2 separate regions of the Homo sapiens genome follow, and region 2 is linked to region 1. A link is a loop called in an ENCODE intact Hi-C map of the cell type or tissue named here. Cell type or tissue: PC-9. All regions are shown on one strand. Each heading gives the region's core, and the rest is flanking DNA. Links, peaks and the distances in the headings are about the cores only. Region 1 overlaps SH3BP4 (SH3 domain binding protein 4). Region 2 overlaps LINC01173 (long intergenic non-protein coding RNA 1173).

Region 1 (5,298 bases), core at 2,378-4,877:
GCAGTGGCCATCAGCCATGGGAGCAGAAGCAGCCCACGGTGGCCTCAGGCCCAGGGAGAACTTCCTAAGGGGCCAGAGTGAGCTGTCACAACTGGTCCTGGATCCACCATAAGAACGAAGCCGTGGGGTGTGGTGACCTGGAGCCGTCGGTGATGGCTGTAGCAGGGGCGTTTTGGTCAAGTTGCGGGAGGTAGGGAAATAGGCGTGTCGGGCTCTGTAGAGAAGTTTCTATGAGAAAGGGAAGGAGTTGCTGTGGGATGCAAAGCAAGGGAGGGTGGTTGTTTTGGGAGTGGAGTGGGGGCCGGAATAAACCCAAAGAGACTTGAAAACTAACAGAAATAAGGAAGCTAGCAAGTGCATGGGGCGCATTGGGGCGGGAAAGACTGGTGTGGTGTGAAGGGACTCTCTGTGGATTGGGAGAAGACCCACTTTAACCTCCAGAAGAGGAGGAGTTGATGGACAGTGTGCATTGGATGGGGTCCTGAGGGATTCCTCCCAGGCAGCCCCAAAGCCAGAGCCTGTGGCTGTTAATGTGGGAGAGGGAAGGAGGATGGGCCCATTGTCCAGATGCCATGTGCAGAAGGCTTCCCCTCGAGTTTTGGGGCATGTTGGGAAGGAAGCAGGATGGAATAAACATGCAGCAAAAAAGCCTAAATTGTATTTCTTTGTACTTTATAAGAGTATTTTCCCCCGCCCCTTTTTTGAGAAAAGGTCTCGCTCTGTCTCCTAGGCGGGAGTGCAGTGGTGTGATCACAGCTCACTGCAGCCTCGAACTCCTGGGCTCAAGCAGTCCTCCCACCTCAGCCTCCCAAGTAGCTGGGACTACAAGCAGGTGCCACCACACCCAGCTAATTTTTTTTTTTTTTTGTCTGTAGTAGAGACAAGGTTTGATTGTGTTGCCCAGGCCGGTGTGGAACTCATTGAGCTCAAGCTATCCTCCCACCTCAGCCTACCAAAATGCTGGTATTATAGGGGTGAGCCACCATGGCTGGACAAGAATATCTCTTGAAGCAAGTTCCCAGACTCTGGCCGCCAGGCCCGCTATTCCTGTCAATGGCGTTTTGTTGGAACTCAGCCACACCCATTCCCATCTGCATCGTCTGTGGCTTTCAGGCTTCGTGTGTCCCACAAAGGCAAAAGTACTATCTGTCCCTTTATAAAGTTCAGTCACCCTGACTGAAATCATGGTGTACTCACTGTAACAAAATTCCAGTTGAAACCAGGGTAGTGCAGCAGTCCATCGAGTGTTTCCTGGTGTACCTGTGTGCCCATAAAAAGAGGAAGCTGCAAGGATCAAGTTCATAGAGCTAGAGCCTCCTGCTGTGAAATTTTTCTATTGCTAAGAATTGGTTGGCACCCAAAATTTGTCCTTTAAAAATATGCATCAGTTATGCCTTGTTGATGGTGTGGGTGGTTTGTAACAAACTAAACCAGGGCTGGGCTCAGTAAAAGTTGTGTAAGTGAGTGAGGGAGAGATGCCTTCATTCTTGGTGTTGGAAGTGCCGACCTCTCCTTTCATCTGGGATCCATGGAAATGGGACCTTGGCTGCCCCTGGATGGAGTCCAGGCGCTCTCCTTCCCAGGGGCCAGAGAACACCTGTGTTTCCCAGGACCTTGGGGACCTGTGCCCAGTTCCCCTGGGGAGAGAGCGGTTTTGATCACTCGCACCAGGAATGACTCGAGTCAGAAGCAGGTGACTTTGACCTGTTCTGTTACCTAGAAAATGAGGCCACTTTGGAGCCAGGCAGCTGTGCACACAGCCAGATTAGCTTGGTGTGTGCTGAGTAGCCACGAAAGAGCTGAGTTGGGGACATTGAGTGACTTCGTGTCAAACCCTGTGGTGGTCCAGCACACCTTCCCAGGACCACAGACGAGGCTGCCACCACAGCAAGAAAATTAGGATCTGACAGCCTACCAGCTAACTACACACCCTCCTGACACGTGAATACACACGTGTATGCTTTTATCTTCTGAAACAAATCTAGTCAACATTTAATTTTTTAAAACAATTTGTTTTGAATATATCCAAATTCAAATAGAAACAGACCTTCTTCTGAAATATATAAATAGTTGATATGAAGCATAATCCAGACCGGTATTACATTTGGTTCAATTCCCAATTCCATGTGGGGCTCATGGAATTGGGAAGGCCGCTGGCCGAGTGCTGAGAAGTTTGCATATTTGCCTCCACGCCTGTCACTTCCAGCTGTGGGACCCGGGACAAGCCTGGGGTCTGCAGGCTTCCTGTGCTTATCTGTAGAACAGATGCCTTGCGGCCCACACAGCAGGGAGGACCTGGGGTTGGGTGCCCAGAGGCAGCTCTGGCTCTGGCATTTCTCGGTGTGAAACCCACTTCCCCTCTCTCAGCTTCTTCTGTAAAGTGGGTTGAACTCAGCCTCTGCTTCATGGGGGGCTCTGGGGAGCGGAGGAGCTGAGTGTCTGGCTCACAGCAAGCCCTGGGTTTCTTTTTTTTTCTTTTCTTTTTTTTGAGACGGAGTCTCGCTCTGTCCCCTAGGCTGGAGTGCAGTGGCGCGATCTCAGCTCACTACAAGCTCCGCCTCCCGGGTTCACGCCATTCTCCTGCCTCAGCCTCCTGAGTAGCTGGGACTACAGGTGCCCGCCACCACACCCGGCTAATTTTTTTTGTACTTTTAGTAGAGACAGGGTTTCACTGTGTTAGCCAGGATGGTCTCGATCTCCTGACCTCGTGATCCACCTGCCTCAGCCTCCCAAAGTGCTGGGATTACAGGCGTGAGCCACCGCTCCTGGCCTAGCCCTGGGTTTCTAGTAGCTTCTACAAAAACAAACGGCCACCAGGTCCTCAAACCCCCTTCTGGCCAGCCTCGTTGGTAGCCAGCTGTCAGCCTCTCATATCTAGGGAGGCATCAGAATGATCTGTCGCTCCTGGTTCTTTTTAAATTCCATGGATTGAGATGCTGGGGGCCCACCTAGAAGGATCGTGAGTCACCTACTCTGGCTAATGCATGCCACAAGTCGCCAAAAAGGTCACCTTTTTGTATTGTTAGACTCCCCCCAGGTAAACATAAAGTGTACATTAGAATGCTCAGTCTAAAACAGCTGGGCTCGCTTTGAAGTAAGCAGCCCAGCCGACCGCATGAGCACTAGCAAGACGACCCTGCTATCGGCACAAAATAGTTGGCCAAAGAGCGCCGGTACCAGCGGTGTGGTTGGCGGGGGTGGGGGGTTGTTTGTTTTTTAGCACACTTTGGAGTCCTAAAATGACAACCTCAGGTGCTGAAACAGAGCGTAGAGAGAAAGAACGCCAGGACTGGTGACTTTCCTCTTCTCTTAGCAACTCGCCTGTCCAGGGGCTCACGGGAGCCTCAGAAACCGTCTCTGGGCTGCCTCAGGCCACTGTGCCCTGGAAGCCAAGCCTTTCCCATTGTTGGATGAGAGAAAGCTTTAAGGGTGGGGGTGAGCTGTGCCTTCTATGGCAGAGGAGACTCAGACAAGAATCAGACCCAGCATGCGGCTCTCCTGCCTTCCTGGTGACGTCATCCTGACTGGCTCAGAGCCACACGCTAACCATGTGTGGCCTCATTTATAATTAGGATGGCGCCAGAGTCGCTTGCATGACACCCAGTGGCAGTCATGTGACTTGGCACAGTGTACAGGACTAGCAGGCCTGCTGTCTTGTGCTAGCCAATTTGATTTGTTTCTTTAAACCAGAAGTGTGAGTTTGACCCCAGCCTGGGGTCCCCCAGATATATTAGCCATATGTTCAATGCCTGTCCCATCCAGCCCCCGTTTTTAGGAGGGAATTGAGTCCCAAGGCGGCCACGTGGTTGTTCCAGCCTCAGCTGGGACTTCACTGTCCCAGCAGGGCTGTCTGTCCTATTACCTCCCCTCTGACTTCCTCTGTGGTTAGTAATCCCTGTCCTAAAGACACAGTAGAAAGTTCTTGCAGCTTTGACGTGGGAGCAGTCCCACCAATTGTGGAAACCGTTTTCTCATGTTGCACAGTCCTGGGGGAGGTCTGTGCATCTCCTGGTCACCGTGGTTCTTGGTGGTACACCCTGTCTCTGACCAGGGCCTCTTCTGTTCTCTGTCTTCTTCTCCCTGGGTGGTCCCTGCCTGAGTCCCCCAGCCTTCTACCCGCGGTGCTCTCTAACTGGCCAATGTCAGCACCGCACACTCAGCAGGTCCAGCTCGCCCTCCATCCGTCTCGGCCTCAGGCTATGGTGTCTATTTGGTGAAATGCATTCGTTTCTCTCTGGTGTCCCCAGAGAGTGGGAGTGGTGACAACTCTAATCCATATTCACCCTGTCTGTTAGCTTCCTGGGGCTGCCAAGACAAATGACCACAAACCAAGGGACATCAAACAACAGACACCTGTCCTGTCACCATTCAGGAGGCCACAGGTCTCAGTCAGGGGTCCCAGGGTGGCCTCCGTCTGGAAGCAGTGGGGGAGAAGGGGTTGCAGGCCTGCCTCTCCTAAGCCCCACTGGCTCAACCCTCCTTCTTTTCCTTGGCTTGTTGCCGCATCTGTCCCGTCTCTGCCTCCGTCTTCACACGGCCTTCTTCTCTCTGCCTCTCTGTCTGCTTTCTCTTCTTATGAAGACGCCAGTCCTTGGTGACTTCCTCTAATCCAGAGGGACCTCATCTTAATTCTATCTGCAAAGACCCCATTTTCAAGTAAGGTCACGTTCTGAGGTTCTGGGTGGATGTGGGCTTTGGAGGGAGACACTGGTGAACCTGGCACGCTCTGCACATCATCTCTTTTCTCCCGTGAATCCTGGCAGTGATCGATTTCAGGGGACATTTGGTAGTAGGCCAGGGAACATGGAGAATAGAGAGCCCATGGCCATTCCTGCGCCGTCTGCTGGAATTCTGCGGGGAGCAGAGCCTGCCCCACTCCCTACACTGTCTCACGCTGTGTGCCTCTTCCTCTGCAGGCCCTACTGAAGATGGACTGCCAGGGCCTGGTGGTCAGACTCATCCAGGACTTTGTGCTCCTGACCACGGCTGTAGAGGTGGCCCAGCGCTGGCGGGAGCTGGCTGAGAAGCTGGCCAAGGTCTCCAAGCAGCAGATGGACGCCTACGAGTCTCCCCACCGGGACAGGAACGGGGTTGTGGACAGCGAGGTGAGCAGCGGCTGAGCTTCGAGCTCACCGAGCCCCTCTGTCCCTGGGTTCCGTGGACCCATGCAGTGCAGCCATAAAAAGTCTTGCCTCGCGGCATTTCTGTGAGGGTGCAACAGGTGGAAATGTGCACGCATGTGCCCAGCACTGGGTGTGCCTCACTGAGTGGGAGCCATCCTCCGGATTGGTTGTCGTG
Region 2 (12,563 bases), core at 4,165-6,664, 360 kb before region 1:
TGTGCAGTGAGAGGGTGTCCGCTCTGTTTTCTGATTAATGTGGACTCAAACAAAGATCACCCAGGGGGTCAAAGTCTTTTCCTACCTTCTCTGGGACCTGCTATGCTGATCTCATGCAGCGGACTTGGGGGAATTCCCTGTGTTCCTCAATTAAACCCAAGCTCTGCTAAAATATACAAATAGTCATCCTAAACTCTAGGTCCAACATTGGCCTAGAAACTCTAGGTCCTAATTTTCCAAGCTGTTAGATGTTTTTATTTTCCGGATTTTTTTTTTTTTTTTTTTTTTGAGACGGAGTTTCACTCTTGTCGCCCAGGCTGGAGTGCAATGGCATGATTTCAGCTCCTGCTCACTACAGCCTCTGCCTCCTGTGTTCAAGCGATTCTCCTGCCTCAGCCTCCCAAGTATTACAGGTGGGATTACAGGTGGCCACCACCATCCCCAGCTAATTTTTGTATTTTTCGGAAGAGATGGGTTTCACCATATTGGCCAGGCTGGTCTCGAATTCCTGACCTCAGGTGATCCTCCCACCTCAGCCTCTTAAAGTGCTGGGAATACAGGCATGAGCCACCATGCCCGGCCTGTTTTTGGGATATTTTAATGGAAAGTGATGGAGTATGAATCCGGCCTGCTCAGGTAGCTCTAGGTCAGCCATGAAATCTACGTCCTGATAAGGAGCCTGGAGAGGCTTCCTCAAATCCCCAGGCCATGGCATTGCCAGCGCAACACTTGCATCTCCTGACTTAGCCCAGCACTGCCAAGCAGACCTCATGGGTGTCCTTCTGCCACCTTCGTGCTTCCTCCATCCTGGTCTCCCTGTCTGTTTACATCAGTGTTTCTCTTGGCCCAGGGCAGGGTCTCTTTATCTCACGGCCTCTGTGGTCCAGTTAGTTAGGAGAGAGTTTTGAGCAGGTGCAATTAGTGTGGAGTCTCTGGGGCCTGCACTCACACACGCGGGATCCTGACAAGCCCTGAGTCCTGGAACAGCCGCACCCTGCAGTAGCACCCACGGAGCAGCCTTTAGGCCCTGATGCTCCTTTCAAACAATCAGAAGCTTCTGTGGGCCAGAGCCGTCCATAGGGCCTTTGAGAGCCTGGGGAGGTAGAAGGGAGAGTGAGGCATCCATAGCAGTGTCTGCAGGGAAAGGGGGGTTTACCTGTCCCCTGGCACAGTTAGATGTGTAGCTCACGCTTTGACTATAGGATGCTCTTATGTGTCCACACTTCACAAAGCACAGGGCAGCTCTGTGTTGTTGCCCAGAAGAAAATGAACCCCCCCCCGCAACTTCCACTATATGAATTCTCTGCATCGCTGCCTCTAGGCAGCAGGACAGCCAGCAGTAAGCTGCAGACATCCCACCATGCTGCAGCTTGCTGTCTGCAGCAGGAAGCCCCACATACAGCCTGACAGTCAGGCCAAGCCATTTGGCCATTCACCAGTGCTGCAAGCTCAGGCAGGTTGCTTAACCTGTCTCAGTTCCTGCTTCTGAGAAGTAAAGCTAATGGGGTCTATGTCATGAGATTACTGGAAGATTAAGTAAAATAACAAGCATCAGGCAGCTGACACAGAAAGTGTGCCTGAGAGGTGGATGGATGGCTCCCTAGCCCCTCTCTTTGTCTTCTGGGCTGAGCCCCTCCCGATCCCCACAGGGCAAAGGCTGGCTGATTTTCAGTAGTTTAAGCTGGTGTGTAGCAGCTAAACTCCACATTTCTAGACCGTTTGAACAGGAAACCTGAGATGAGGGAGCGTTTGAATTGGCTCATGCAAAAAACAATATTTGCTGGAGGTTAGCTGCTGCATTATGAATTTTTAACCTCCCATAAATCAAACTGTAAAAATGGACAAAGGCTGAGTTTCCTGTGCCAGGACCAAAATAGACACCGCCTGCGTCTCTTAGACAATTCCGATTATGTTTCCACAACCAAATCATGCTGAGATGAATAGCTGGAATATTTATATTTAGGTCCTAACGTATAATGTAAAATAAATGAAAACAGTCTATCTTCTTGGCACTGAAATTGTGCCACCATATCCATTTACAAAGACGATAACTCAAAGACCAGGCTGTGCAAAGACCATCATGTGCCTGGGGCGGGATTTTGCTTCTCTGCTCCCATTGCTTTTCCCTACGACCGTCGTCACCAGATACCCAATACTAAATGATTAATAGAAAATCCCCAGCGGGATCAGTCCACAGCAAGGTTTAAAGTGAATCCTTTTGTGAATGCTTTATACTGACAAATACAAATGCTTTAAAAGATCCAGGAGATGGAACCTTGTAACTGCAGAGGATGGTATTTTAACTAAAGAAAGCTTTTATTAATTTGACAAACATATCTTTCCCTGGCAACTCCTATGAGCTACAAACTTAGACGAATATCATAACAACTAAGAGATTTTTATTCTTTCAATTTAGTGGTAAAGGGAGGTATTAAAGCACCTGATTTACTATGAGGCAGAAAGAAACATGAGCTCGAGTGTTACAAGCAAATGTTACAGACTTCTAGAAGGAAAGACCGCACCAAAAAAGTGAAGTTGGAGCTGAACTTTAAAGGATGATAAAGGTTTTAGTATGGAAAATAGAGCTCCAGAGGCCAAGAGAAATGTGGCTACACTGAGGTGAAACTGGCAATAGGGTGTGGAGTGAAAGTATACGATACAAAAAATAAACTGAAAGCAAGTATGGGCCAGGCACAGCGGCTCACGCCTGTAATCCCAGCATGTTGGGAGACCCACGTGGGAGGATCACTTGAGGCCAGAAGTTTGAGACCAGCCTGGCCCACATGGCAAAGCCCTGTCTCTACTAAAAACACAAAAATTAGCCAGGAATGGTGGCACACACCAGTAGTCCCAGGTACTTGGGAGGTTGAGGCAGGAGGTTCGCTTGAACCCAGGAGGCAGAGGTTGCAATCAGCCTAGATCATACCACTGCACTCCAGCCTGGGTGACAGAGCAAGACTCGGTCTCCAAAAAAAATAAAGCAAAGTATGAAGCAATTTGGAATAAGGAAGATAGAGCCTTATAGGAGACTGGAGGTTTTTAAAGGCTTCTAACAAAAGGGCTGATGTGATATCAGCAGTGTGAATGAATCGATTCATTCACTTAACAAATATTTACCTAGCTCCTCAGTGAGGGATGGAGTGGTAGGTAACAAAACCAATAGGCTCCTGCCCCCATGGACCCACAGTTTCATGGGGTGACAAGCATTAACAAATAAACCTGTAAGTAAATGTATTAGGTTGATGCAAAAGTAATTGTAGTTTCTCCATTACTTTTAATGCAATTACTTTTGTGTCAACCTAATATAATTACAGGCAGAAGAGAGAACTAGGTAAGAAGGGTGCTTAGGGTGATGTCCAAGGAAGCAGGGAGCCCTGACTAATACTGGGGGTTGGAGAGAGGAGAGAAGGCATTGCTGAGGACCTGGCATCCACACTGGGTCCTGGGGGGTCAATGGAGTTGGAAAGCAGGGCTATGCTGGGGCCAGGGCTGCAGCAGAGATTGGAAGCATTCCAAGTGCAGGACTAGGAACAAAGGCCTTTTGGCAAATGAAGAGGTAGGCATTTTCAAGAAAACAAAAGAGAAGAGAGTGGCATAAGATAACTCCAGGGGGATGGGACATCTGCAGGGCCTGGCAAGGCACATTCAGGATTTTATTTTTATTTATTTATTTATTTATTTATTTGAGACGGAGTCTCACTCTGTCACCCAGGGTGGAGTGCAGTGGTGAGATCTTGACTCACTGCAACCTCCACCTCCCAGGTTCAAGTGATTCTCCTGCCTCAGCCTCCCGAATAGCTGGGACTGCAGGCATGTGCCACCACACCCGGCTAATTTTTTGTATTTTTAGTACAGATGGGGTTTCACCGTGTTAACCAGGATGGTCTCGATCTCCTGAACTTGTGATCTGCCCACCTCGGCCTCCCAAAGTGCTAGGATTACAGACATAAGCCACCATGCCCGGCCCAATTTTTGTATTTTTAGTAGAGATGGGGTTTCACCATCTTGGCCAGGCTGGTCTTGAACTCCTGACCTTATGATCCACACACCTTGGCCTCATAAAAGCGCTGGGATTACAGGCATGAGCCATTGCACCCGGCCACATTCAGGATTTTAATCAGGAAGTGCAAGGGGAAGCCACTGTCTGGAGTGATAAGATCTGGTTGGTTGAATAACGTCCCTCTGGCTGCTGTATGGAAGGTGGATCTCAGAGGAGTGAGTCTGAAAGACATTGTGGTGATCCTGAGGACTATCATCTGATTTTTTTTTATCTTGTCCGAATTTCTATCTCAAGGGTCTGGGGAGTCATGTTCTACAAATCATAAATTCTCATCAGATGGGTTTAATTTAACCCTATATAGGATGACTTACTTTCCAACCTGACTCTGGCATAACATTATGAGACAAGGAAGAAAATCAAAATATTTTACCCCAAAACATGTTTCTTTGCCATATCTTGAAATGGCCCTGCAAAGCTGTCCTTTGTGGGGGAAAATTTGCATCTATAAAGAATCTCTATTAACCTAGCTAGTTCTTTTTCTTCAAGACCCTCCCAATCCTAAAGAGATTAACTAAAAGTCTAGCACCTTCTAAAGATCTGAATAGGAAACATTTGTCATCTGTTATCTCTAAAGGGCAGCCACCATAAGACTTCAAAAGAACCTTGGTCTTCACAATCTTTTATCTTAACCCGAACATTTCCTTTCTGTGATCCCAGGTCTTTAGATAAACTCAACCAATTGTCAACCAGAAAATGTTTAAATTCACCTATAGTCTGGAAGCCCCTGCTTTGAGTTGTTCTGCCTTTCTGGATCAAACCAACGTATTTCTTTAATGTATTTGATTGATGTCTCATGCCTCCCTAAAATGTATAAAACCAAGCTGTGCCCTGACCACCTTGGGCACATGTTCTCAGGACCTCCTGAGGGCTGTGTCAGAGACCATGGTCACTCATATTTGGCTCAGAATAAATCTCTTCAAATATTTTACAGAGTTTGACTCTTTTCATTGACAATGTGAAGGAGATATGCAGCAGTTTGCACAGAGCAGTCCTGGTGAACCAGGAGGCAAGAGGGCAATTTAAGACCTCCTTCAAAGTTACAGCAGACAGATCTTGCTGATGGGTTGGGGGTTGGGAGCAGTAGAGGAGGGAAAAGTCAAGGAGATTCCATGTTCTGACTTGAGCCACTGAGCAGAAGGTGGTAGTTTCCCAGAGATGGAAAAGCCTAAAGTAATGTTAATGCGTAGGCTGCAGGTGAGAGGTCAAGAAATCAGCTTGAGATTTGGAAACACTGAATGCCTATGAGACATCCAATGCAGAGGTCAAGTGGGCCATTCACAATATGAGTCAGAAGCTCAGAAAAATGAAAACAACCACAGATCATCTGGGAGGAGGGCAGAGTAGAGGCAACAGCTAGAAAGGGCAGTTTCCATCTTGGCTTCCTGTGCCTGGGATCTGCCCCAGCTGACCTTTCCAGGAAGTCTCTGGTGGTCACCTGCCGACCTTATCACAAAGCTCTCCAAAACACATCAACCTTAATTTCAGGTTCAGGTTCACCCAAGAAGAAAAACAGTAGGCTTTTGTCTTATATCCTTTTGCAATCACTTACCCTTCTCCAAATCTGGGCCCCAAGCAATTATGAGTTTACTTTCTCTTGCGATAGCTTAGCTTTGCCTGTTCTCCTCCTCGGTTCTTTGAATGTGCCTATAATAATCTCCAACAGGTTTCTTTGATATTATGACAAATTCTAGACACATCCTGCATTTTCCTTGACTGCAGAATCTGTATTAACTCTTCTCAAGAGCCCTGGTTCCTTTTTGTGGGAAATGATATGTAGAGACCACAATCTGGGTTCAAAGGGTGCTAATTAATAGTGATTCATTGTTACTAGGCCTTTTATAAAGCTAGGAAATTTCTGACTGGGCGTGTTGGCTCACGCCTGTAATCCCAGCACTTTGGGAGGCTGAGACAGGCAGATCACCTGAGGTCAGGAGTTTGAGACCAGACTTGCCAACGTGGTGAAACCCTGTCTCTACTAAAAATACAAAAAATTAGCTGGACGTGGTGGTGCATGCCTATAATCCCAGCTACTTGGGAGGCTGAGGCAGGATAATCACTTGAACCTGGGAGGCAGAGATTGCAGTGAGCTGAGATCACACTACTGCCCTTCAGCCTGGGCAACAGAGCGAGACTCTGTCTCAAAAGAAAAAAAAAGGGCTAGGGAATTTCTAAAAATTAAGATAAAACACTTCCTAATTCATACTGCTAGCTTCCGATCCAGATTCTGGATATAGGCTTTTTACTAAAATTGATTAATCTTACTTCTATTCTTTTTTCTCCCACACAGAAAATTCTGGTTCTCAATGACACCAGCATCATTACTGATTTGCTTTCTACTCACACACAAATAGCCTCCAAATAAGAATGCCAACACTATCACCAAAAAGGTAATTGCTGAAAACTGTTTAAGATCTTTAGCAGGTTTTTGGTGGGAAGGGCTTGGGGGTTTGGGAGGTTGGTTTGGCTTTTTTTTGTTTGTTTGTTTGGTTGTTGTTTTTTTTTTTGGTCCTGACATTATATCCCACTTGGAATGTATACTGTAATTACCATATTTGGAAACCACTTGAAATAGTTTCTCTTTGTGTGGTACGACATCAAATGCATACATCATGAAATTTGTTCTATTTTGCCTTCTATTTTTATGAATGGTTTTAATGGTGGTTTTGTTTTGCAACTATGTAAAAATATGTACATGTCCCAAGTCAAATTCCAAAAACAAGACATATTCAAAGAATTTTAGCTTCTCTACCTGCTATCCCTTTCCTCTAGTCAAATTCCAAAACGAGATATATTCAAAGAATTTAGCTTCTCTACCTGCTATCCCTTTCCTCTGAGATAGCGTTTTTTTAAGATTTATACCAGCACTGTTTTTACACATGCACATGTGCACACACACATACACATATTCCTTGTATTAGCTCATTTTCCTACTGCTATAAAGAAATACCAAAGACTGGGTCATTTATAAAGGAAAACAGGTTTAACAGACTCAGTTCCACCTGGCTGGGGAAGCCTCACAATCATGGCGGAAGGTGAAGAAGAAGCAAAGACACGTGTTACATGACGGCCGTCAAGAGAGAAGTGCAGCATGAAATGGGGGAAGGCCCCTTATAAAACCATGAGATCTTGTGAGAACTCACTCACTACCACAAGAACAGTTTGGAGGTAACAACTCCCATGATTCAATTACCTCCCACCAGGTCCCTTCCACAACAAGATGAGATTTGAGTGGAAACACAGCCAAACAATATCATTCTGCCCCTGGCCCCTCCCAGATCTTATGTTCTTACAATTCAAAACATAATCATGCCCTTCCAATAGTCCTCCAAAGTCTTAACTCACTCCAGCATTAACTCAAAAGTCCAAGTCGAAAGTCTCATCTGAGACAAAGCAAGTCCCTTCAACCTATGAACCTGTAAAATCAAAAGCAATTTAGTTACTTCCTAGATACAATGGGGGTACAGGCATTGGGTAAATACACCCATTCCAAATGGGAAAAATTGGCCAAAACAAAGAGTCTGCAAGCCCTATGCAAGTCCAAAATCCAATAGTGCAGTCATTAAACCTTACAGTTCCAAAATGATCTCCTTTGACTCCATGTCTCACATCCAGGGCACACTGATGCAAGAGGTAGGCTCCCATAGCCTTTGGCAGCTCTGCCCCTGTGCCTTTACAGGGTACAGCCCCTCTCCTGGCTGCTTTCACCGGCAAGCATTGAATGTCTGTGGCTTTTCCAGGCGCATGGTGCAATCTGTCAGTGGATCTACCATTCTGGGGTGTGGAGGACAGTGGCCCTCTTCTCACAGCTCCACTAGGCAGTACCCCAGTGGGAACTCTTTGTGGGGGCTCCAACCCCACATTTCCCTTCTGCACTGCCCCAGCAGAGGTTCTCCATGAGGGCCTTGCCTTTGCAGGAAACTTCTGCCTGGACAGCTAGGTGTTTCCAAACACCCTCTGAAATCTAAGTGGAGGTTCCCAAACCTCTGTTCTTGACCTCTGTGACCCTAAAGACTCAACACCACATAGAAGCTCCCAAGATTTGGGGCTTGTACCCTCTGAAGCCACAGCTGGAGTGGCTAGGATGCAGGACATCAAGTCCTGAGGCTTCACACAGCAGGGAGGCCCTGGACACAGCCCAGGAAACCATTTTTTCCTCCTAGGCCTCCAGGCCTGTGATGGAAGGGGCTGCTGCAAAGGTATCTGACATGCCCTGGAGACATTTTCCCCATTGTCTTGGTGATTAGCATTTGGCTCCTCACCACTTATGCAAACTTCTGCTGCCAGCTTGAATTTCTCCCCAGAAAATGAGTTTTTCTCTCCTAGTGCATCATCAGGCTGCAAATTTTTCAAACTCTTATGCTCTGCTTCCTCTTGAATGCTTTGCTGCTTAGAAATTTCTTCCACCAGATACCCTAAATTATCTCCCTTAGGTTCAAAGTTCCACAGATCTCTAGGGCAGGGCAAAATGCCATCAGTCTCCTTGCATAGCAACAGTGACCTTTGCTCTAGTTCCCAACAAGTTCCTCATCTCCATCTGAGATCACTTCAGCCTGGGTTTTATTGTCCATATCACTATCAGCATTTTGGTCAAAGCCATTCAACAAGTCTCTAGGAAATTCCAAACTTTCCCACATCTTCCTGTCTTCTTCTGAACCCTCCAAACTGTTGCAACCTCTGCTTGTTACCCAGTTCCAAAGTCGCTTCCACATTTTCAGAAATCTTAATAGCAGTACTTCACTCTACCAGTACCAATTTACTGCATCAGTCCATTTTCATACTGCTATGAAGAAATACCCAAGACTGGATAATTTATAATGTGTAAAGGAAAAGAGGTTTAATGGACTCACAGTTCCACATGGCTAGGGAGGCATCACAATCATGGCAGAAGGCAAAGGAGGAGTAAAGCCATGTCTTACCTGGAGGCAGGCAAGAGAGAAGTGCAGCATGAAGCAGAGGAAAAGCCCCTTATAAAACCATCAGATCCTGTAATAACTCACTATCACAAGAACGGTATGGTGGTAACTGCCCCCATGATTCAATTAACTCCTACTAGGTCCCTCCTATGACACATGGAGATTATGGGAACTACAGTTCATGATGAGATTTGGGTGGGGACACAGCCAAGCCATATCATTCCTATTACCTTTCTGAGATATATGGAAGCATATTGTATGTAAACATATTGTTCTCTTTGTTCTCATTGCCTAATATGACTGCACTGTGGCCTCTGATCCTCTTCCTTCCTTTTACACCCTAATGCTCCATTACATGGAAGCACCACTGTTATTCAACCAGTCATCCATCCATGAAAATTTGTCATTTGTAATCTTCCATTATTATAAATAGGGTTGCAATAAATAGTCTTGATCATTTGTCTTTTTGTATTTCTGCTAGCACCACTCATTTTTAGGGCACTTACTACATTCCAGGCCTTAATAATATACCGGCGGGAAGACATAAATCCCTGCTGCTATGATCGAAATATTTGTCTACCCCCACTCCTAAATGTATATGATAAAATGATGGTATTAGAAAGTGGGGCCTTTGGGAGGTGAGGAGGTCATAAAGGTGGATCCCTCATGACTGGAATTAGCATCTTTATAAAAGAGACCCTAGGGAGCCACCTCACCCTGTCTGCCATATGAGAACACAGCCAGAAGGCATCATCTGTAAACCAGGAAGCAGGTTCTCACCAGATACAGAATCTGCCAGAACCTCCATCCTCCAGAACCGTGAGGACTAATTTTCTGTTGTTTATAAACACCTAGAGTGTGGTATTTTGTCATAGCAGCCCAGATGGACTAAGACACCTGCCCTTAAGAAGTCCTCATTCTTTTGGGGTTGGGGGAAGAAGGACATTACAGAGAATCTGTTGGAATGTGGTAGGGGCTCTGAGGAAAAGTAAAGCTGGGTAAAGGGGATAGGAGCCATGGGATGGGGGTGGGCGTTCTAGCCTATTCAGATAAGTCCCCTCGGATAATAGGGCAGTTCAGCAGAAACCTGGAGGAAGTGAGGGAGTGAGCCACAAAGGCTCCAGGAAGAGGAACAGCAAATGCAAAGAGAAGCACACCTGAAATAGGAACAAATCATAGGCCAGTGAGACTGCAGCAAAGTGAGTGAGGGGAGGTGGTGGGAGAGCAGATCAGAGGCATGGCTGTGGCCTGGATCATGAGGCTCACGGAAGGGTATGGTGCATTCCAGAAGGCCCAGGCACAGGTAAGGCAGGCAACTGTCTGGGAGCCCCAGCCCCCATACCCAAGCACCCAAGCCCAGCACCACACTCCCGACCAGCTCCCCAAGACTTTGAAACTTCAAGCCCATTCCCATCATCTGTGGCACTGGCCCTGCCTGCTCAGGCCTGGGTAGCAGAGTGCACAATACATGGAATGTCTGGGCAGGCCACCATGGGACAGAGCACAGAGGACACCCATACAGCAGCTGAGAATGACCACAGGCCCTCTGGACCCAGTCGCCGGCTGCTCCCAAAGCTGTCTGCTCCTTCAGTGTCCAGCTATGCCATCTACCCCAGAAGATTCCCCCTTGGCTTGATGACCTGGTTGCAGCATTTACCTTGGTACACAATTTGTATTGTTTTAGGTGATTAAAAGTAATTCTCACCAACTCCACATGCCATAAGCCTGGGTAAGAAATGCCCCACCTGGTGCACTCCCAGGCCCCAAGCCCTATGCTAATTGACTATTCAAGGCATTCTCTGGCACCCACTCACTCACTATGCCTCAGTTCCCACCTGTAGGTTAGCAAATATGTCATGGGACACCAGGTAAGCGTGACTTTGTTGAGGAGTTAAGCTGAGGAGGAAAACTGAAGTCAGGATAGGCATACAGTGGGTTCTCTGACTTTTGAATCCTTTTGGCCCTGGTTTCCTCATTTAAAGGGATGAGGATAAAAGACTGGTTCCTGTATCATAGGATACATACATATCATAGGATAAATGTTAACTGTCACACATGTAGTGGAGTGATGTCTAATATACACTATGTGCAGAAAATGTGTTACACGATGACAGTGATTTTTATTATCATTACCATACATGGTGTCTTAGTTCTTTTGGACTGCTATAGAAAAATATCATAAACTGGGTAGCCGATAAACAACAGAAATATATTTTGGATAGCTCTGGAGGCTGGGAAGACCAAGATTAGGGCACCAGCAGGTTCCATGTCTGGCAAGGGCCCATTTTCTGGTTCTGAGACAGCACCTTCTCACTGTGTCCTCATGGGGTGGAAGTGCTGAGGGATCTCTTAGGGGCCTCTTTGAGAAGGGCACTAATCCCATTTGTGAGGGCTCCAGTCCCATGACATAATCACCTCCCAGAGGCCCCACCTCCTAATACCATCACCTGGGGGTTAGGTTTCAACGCTAGAAAAAGTCAAACTATACCAGCGACTAGAAGAATTTCATAAAATTCTGGAAAGTCTGTCACGTTCTGATAGTGCTGCTTCTCTCCTCCTGGGGGTCATGCGTAAAATGCCTCAGCCATTCCGAGAGCCAGTGAGGTGATCTGCGGAAGAGAGGAAGAGCAGAGCTGGGCACAGCATCCCCTCCACTTTGGAAGAGAACCCTGATGGACAAGGGAGTGGTGGTGATGCTCTCAAGAGGTGTTGTGAGGGAAAGGGTGAGACAGAGTGCAGACAGAGGGTGAGGCAGCGCCAAAGGACAGATTTGAGGGTTCCTTTTAAAGACTAGATGTGCCAGCCAGGTGCGGTGGCTCACGCCTGTAATCCCAGCACTTTGGGAGGCTGAGGCAGGTGGATCACCTGAGGTCAGGAGTTCGAGACCATCCTGGCCAACATGGTGAAACCCCCTGTCTACTAAAAATACAAAAATTAGCCAGGTGTGGTGGTGTGTGCCTGTAATCCTAGCTACTGGGGAGGCTGAGGCACGAGAATCGCTTGAACCCAGGAGGCAGAGGTTGCAGTGTGTTGCGATCGCACCACTGCACTCCAGCCTGGGTGACAGAGTAGGACTCTGTCTCAAAATAAAAAGAAACAAACAAACAAACAAAAAAACACAAAAAACAAAAAACAAACAAAACAAAGAAACCCAAACTAGATGTGTCTGTTAAAGCCACATTAACAAAAGCAAAACCTCTGCAGGGATTTCAAATAGAGAGAATGCAACGCGGGGCTCTTACTGCACAGCTGGCAGAGGAGGTGAGGAGCCAGCAGGGCAAGCTGAGTAACCCGGGGCTGGCATGTCTGACAGTCACAGCCACCTTGCTGGAGAGAGGCTGGGCAGTGGTGATGTTTGGGGCCGGAAAGCTGGGGCTGGAGATGGAGTGTGGTGGGCTGCCTTTGGGAGCTGCTGCCAGAGACCCAGCAGTGAGCAGAGAGGTGATGCGGACCAGCACCCCCTCCTCCCGCTCATCCCTAATCTTCCTCTGGGGCCTACCATTGGCCAAACCTGCCCAGGAGCCTGGGGTGAGTGGGCCTGAGGAATAGAAGAGCCAGAACTGTGGATGGACAGCTCTATGGGAGATTTG

Evidence for each region. A loop is a pair of places that touch in the nucleus more often than their neighbours do. Peaks named below come from ENCODE experiments on the same cell type or tissue, not always from the same donor. Only the 100,000 strongest peaks of a DNase experiment are listed, where the experiment ranks them.
Region 2: a loop joins it to region 1, with 3 times the contacts of the local background. A loop is called at or near these places in 2 of 110 quality-filtered maps.

Annotation. Positions count from the first base shown.
Region 1 is chr2:235,047,646-235,052,943 of GRCh38, forward strand. SH3BP4 (SH3 domain binding protein 4) reads left to right here. Exons shown (of 6, transcript NM_014521.3): 5 at 4,917-5,105. Among named protein-coding and RNA genes, the nearest start is that of SH3BP4, 98 kb to the left of the region's middle. RefSeq lists an enhancer at 4,630-5,298. In PC-9, for the core only: a CTCF peak has its summit at 3,575; a DNase peak (open chromatin) is centred at 3,506; H3K27ac peaks cover 1,760 bases.
Region 2 is chr2:234,689,302-234,701,864 of GRCh38, forward strand. LINC01173 (long intergenic non-protein coding RNA 1173) reads left to right here. Exons shown (of 3, transcript NR_132376.1): 2 at 6,348-6,447. Among named protein-coding and RNA genes, the nearest start is that of LINC01173, 13 kb to the left of the region's middle. RefSeq lists a silencer at 2,924-3,218 and an enhancer at 5,037-6,236. In PC-9, for the core only: no CTCF peak of the experiment used is centred there; a DNase peak (open chromatin) is centred at 5,450; H3K4me3 peaks cover 1,029 bases; H3K27ac peaks cover 2,500 bases.